2 separate regions of the Homo sapiens genome follow, and region 2 is linked to region 1. A link is an interaction called in ENCODE POLR2A ChIA-PET data of the cell type or tissue named here. Cell type or tissue: IMR-90. All regions are shown on one strand.

What was found. ChIA-PET counts read pairs that join two places held together with the same protein. Peaks named below come from ENCODE experiments on the same cell type or tissue, not always from the same donor. Only the 100,000 strongest peaks of a DNase experiment are listed, where the experiment ranks them.
Region 2: POLR2A ChIA-PET joins it to region 1 with 5 read pairs; 3 of 35 experiments call an interaction of 5 or more read pairs at or near these places.

What each region holds. Positions count from the first base shown.
Region 1 is chr3:104,491,950-104,494,449 of GRCh38, reverse strand. No RefSeq gene overlaps it. Among named protein-coding and RNA genes, the nearest start is that of ALCAM, 870 kb to the left of the region's middle. In IMR-90, no CTCF peak of the experiment used is centred here; no DNase peak of the experiment used is centred here.
Region 2 is chr3:105,354,003-105,356,502 of GRCh38, reverse strand. No RefSeq gene overlaps it. Among named protein-coding and RNA genes, the nearest start is that of ALCAM, 12 kb to the left of the region's middle. RefSeq lists an enhancer at 2,407-2,500. In IMR-90, no CTCF peak of the experiment used is centred here; a DNase peak (open chromatin) is centred at 1,042; H3K4me3 peaks cover 677 bases; H3K27ac peaks cover 889 bases.

The sequences.
Region 1 (2,500 bases):
AAAAAGAAAAAAAGCCTGTACTTTTACCAAATTATTAAAAGCCAAGTGTGAACTATTGTGCCAGTTTAAAAACCCTACGGACACCTAGGCAAAAAGGAATATCTATTCTGAGGATTAATAACCTGCGGATATGTTAATTTATAGAATAAAGGAAAATTAAGGTGGAAATAGAATTAAGGTCGCTAAGCAGCGGACCTCAAAATGGGAAAATAATCCAGATTATTTGTGTGGACTTGATGTAAGAATAAAGTTGAATATGGAAGGAGAGGGGCCAGAGTCAGAAAGACATTTGAAGATGCAACACTGGGGGCTTGAAGTTGCAGAAAGAAGCTATCGTATTAGGATTACAAGTGATATCTCAAAGCTGGAAAAAGCAAAGCAATTAGTTATTTCCCACAGACTCCATAAAGTTCATTAATCTTGCCACTACATGAATTTTCATCCAGTGAAACTTCTAAAACATAGAACACTTAAGACAATAACTTTGTGCTCTTTAAAGTCAGTTTACGTGTTCGGTAATTTGTTACAGTATCAATAGACAACTGATACAAATATTAAGACTGATGATGCCACACGTGTACCAAGAGGACAGAAATAGGCTAATTCCTTAATTGTTATTATTATTATTTGGAGATGGGGCCTTGCTATTTTACCTAGGCTGATCTGAAATTCCTGAGCTCAAGCGATCTTCCCGCCTCAGCTCTCATAATGAGGCTTTCTGGGAAAATCAACACAAACTTCTAGAGCAAGAAGTGATTGGCTTTGGTGTTTTATTCTGATTATGCGGTGGAGCTAGGGTTTTCCTGCATGAGCTGGGGCTTCCTTGATTTGAGCTTCCTGCCCACAACAAATAAGGGAGTTGATCACCTGAAATTTCTTTTTTATCTTTTCTTTTCTTTTTTTTTTTCTTTTCTTTTCTTTTTGAAACCGAGTCTTGCTCTGTCGCCCAGGCTGGAGTGCAGTGGCGCAATCTCGGCTCACTGCAAGCTCCGCCTCCCCGGTTCAGGCCATTCTCCTGCCTCAACCTCCCGAGTAGCTGGGACTACAGGCGCCCGCCACCACGCCTGGCTAATTTTTTGTCTTTTTAATAGAGACAGGGTTTTACCGTGTTAGCCAGGATGATCTCGATCTCCTGACCTTGTGATCTGCCCACCTCGGCCTCCCAAAGTGCTGAGATTCCAGGCTGTGAGCCACCGCACCCACCCGAGCACCTGAAATTTCTTATCAGCTTTCATAGAAGTGAGGCACAACGCAAAGTGATATGTGTTGGGCATGAAAGCTGTCCAAAAGGATCAAAATAAAATCAAACTTTCTATTACAGTTTACAGGTGTCACCAAATTAGAAACTTCCATTCTTCAAAACACACCGTTAAGAAAATGTAAACACAAGCCACAGAATTGAAGAAAATTGTCAGTAGCACTGTGCCCAGAATATTAAAAAGTGCTCTTAGGACTCAATAATAGTAAGAAAACCATATACAAAATATAGACAAGATTTGAAGTAGTATGTCAATAAAGAATATATACCAATAATAAACACATGAAAAGATTTCAACATTTCTCATCAGCGAAATGCAAATTAAAAACATGATGTGATACCCATGTATATCCATCAGAATGGGTAAAATTTAAGAAAAAAAAAGTGATAGATCGAAGTCTTGGTTACATGGATCAAATGAAACTCATACTTGCTGGTAGAAATGCAAGATTATGCAGACACTATGGAAAACAGTTTGAAAGTTTCTTGAGGGAGTAGAACACCTGAAATGCATTAGAGTACCTAATTGTAAAGTTACATAAACAATTATCATATGATCTTGTTATGTCACTTCTAGGTTTTTACTCAAAATAAATGCAAATGTAGGACTACACAAAGACCTGTAAACAAATATTTATAACAGATTTATTCATAATAGCCAAACACTAAGAAAAAACCAGTTTCCCTCAATCTGGAAGTGGGTAAAGAAATTTTAGTATATCCATACAATAAGATACTTCTGAACAATTAAATGGAATGAACTACTGATGTATGCAACAAAATGGCAACTCTAAAGCAGTATGTTAGGGAAGCCAGATGTAAAACACTAAATATAGTCTTATTTCATTTACATGATACTCTAGAAATGGTAAAACCAAAGGAAAAGAAAATAAATACATTTTTGCCAAGGACTGGGGTGAGGTAAAGTAATGGACTAAAAAGGAACTGATGGCAAAAATCCAGAAGACAGAAGTCTTCTATGTTCTGATGGTACTAGTTCTCTTACATTACTATTCATATTTATCAAAACTCATTCAACTTTTTTATTTTAAAACAGCACATTTTTAATATAAATTATACCTCTGCATATAGGTGGAACAAAATGTTGATAAATTTTGAAAGTGTGCATATGTGTGCTCATTGTTCCATTCTTTCAATTTGTTTTTTTTTTTTTTCGGGGGGGTTGGGAATTATTACAATACACATCATAGACAAATGAAAATAGTTAATTATTTTACTTTG
Region 2 (2,500 bases), 860 kb before region 1:
CTCAGCACATGGCATATAAAAACTACACAAATTGCGAGATTAGATAACTATAATTTTAAATCCCTGTTCTGTCTCTATCTGTGTAGCCTTCATCAACTTTTTGACTTTAGCTTCCTCTTCTGTTGAGCGCAGTTAAGAGTAGCTTTGTACTTACCCTGAAAAGTCGTTATGTGGGTCAAATGTATTACAGAATGTTAAATGTGTGAATAGTAGTCTCTGAATAAAAGGTGGCTGTTATTCTTCCACTAGTTGATTGCGTGGTTTCATCTTCCTAAGCTTCATAGACTTTAACTATACCTATAAAAGGAAGAGGGCTGGTTTGGTGCTCTCTTAAGAGGCCTCCTTGTTCTGAATGAAATTCTTTGTACCTAAAGCCTTTTATTCCAGAAACAGAAGTCTTATTGCCAATATTCTTTGGAAAGCAAAAATCCCTTTTTTCCAGTTTCACTACTCCCAGCCCAGGCCCTCATCACCTCTCATATCTATATAGCAAGTTTAAAACCAGTGTCCCTGCCATCTGGCTCTTCTCTTTATTCTCCAGACTTCCCCTGCTCATCTTAACACAAACAGACAGACACAGACAAATTTGATTATGTCACTTCCTTTCTTTAAAATCTCTGCTGGAGTCATTTAATCTTCACAATGAAAGCTACACTTAATAGCAAGATCTATAGAGTCCTTGACATTCTTGCCCCTAGTTGTATATTTGCCCCTTTTTGGTTTCACAAACCATATCACAACACTCTGTCATGAACTCTACGCTTCACTCACTGTTTTCTAAACATACCATGGCAGCCTTTCTCAACCGTTTAATTACATATGTGGTTCCCTCAGCCTGAATGTACCTCCCACTCCCATCCCTTTGACTGGGTTACTCCCACTCATATTTCAAGACCCACCTCACATGTCAAATTGTCTGTTAAGCCTTTCCTGATTCCCCTAGGCAGTGTTAGTCACTGCTGCCACTGTATTTCTACAGCTTTAGCACTTACCTCTTTGATACATTTATCTGTTTACAAGTCTGACTCCTCCACTAAAACAGTGACTCCTTAGAAGGGATGTACCACAAGTCTGGAGTCAGACTGTCTGGTTTACAACCCCCTGCATCAACACATGTTAGATGTGTGCATTTGAGGAAGCTTCTTAGCTTCTTTAATCCTCAGTTTTCTCACCTACAAAATGGAGCTAATATGCTGCTGATCTCAGATAATCCTTATATTATTGAAATGACAAAACACATGTAAAGCTCCTACGTCAATGTCCGGCATATATTAAGGACTTAGTTAATATTACAAAAAATGGTGATGATAAAGATGGCTATAATGGAAGAGATAGTAAGGCAGTGGGAGGAGAGAAGGTGATGCAATAGAAACCTCATTTATGTTTTTAGCACCTTGGCCTCTTCTCAATGTCTAGCCCATAGTAAGTGCTCAATGCATGTTTGCTGAATGAATGCTTGTGTGATACAACTTTACAACACAGCCAAAATGTCAAATTCCAGCTCTTTTCTCATATCTGATTCAAGGAAGTTGAATTAACTTTTTGGATGCCAGAAACTCAAGTTCTAACAAAGAGGAGAAATTAGATGAGGAAAAAAGAAGAGGGGGGAGAGAAAATGGCAACAGCTGGGTTGGAGGTGCAGAATATAAGTATATAAGTCAAACTAACCTCCTTCACAGCTTTGCCTCAGCATTTTACATGGTTTTACTGCTGGGGACTGAAATAGGCTTTAAAGAAAAGAGTGAAGATGTGCGGATTCCAAATCTAGAGAGCAGCTCCACCATAGGGACCAACCCAGGGTCTAAAGACAGTCAAAGCCAAATTCCTTTGATGTTCTCTGAGAGCCTGCAGGCAAAATAGCAACTCAGCAAGGGTTTGGAATGCAAGTGGCATGGAATGAAAATGTGTGTTCCTGTTACAGGGCCAAGGAAGGGAAGGACAAACCTCACCTATTAAAGAAATCCCTGGACTGGAAAGGACTGGAACATTGGGAGTGGAAGTCCACATTAGCGGAATAGTATGTTCTGAAGGCATTTGAGCAGATGAAAACCTGATACACGAGACATAAAACCTGAGGAAAATTATTTCATGGGAACGGTAAAAATGGTGGAGAGGGTAAATTGGGCAAGGGAGAAGAACGGAGGAGAGGGAGAGGGAAGTGCTGCTGAACTTATTTCAAAGAAGAAGAAGAAAAAAAATGATCTCTTGTTTTTCATTAAATAATGGATGCTCTCCAGGCCAGCCAGAGTCGCGGCTGATTCTGTTTTGCGCTCAGTGGAGGAAAAATCAAACCAAACCAAAACATAAAACAAAACGGGAAAAGATGAGCGTTTCCTTTTCCTCCTCCCTTCCTCCAACCGAGTTCTTCCTTCAGCCCCAGGGCCCGCGAGGGGGAGGTCTTTTTCCTTTGCTGCCCGAGGTTTGCGTCCTTCCGGGGCCCAGCAGCCCGAGATGCGTTTGGTCCCGAAACCCGACAGGCGGGGAAGCGGGCTCAGTCTCT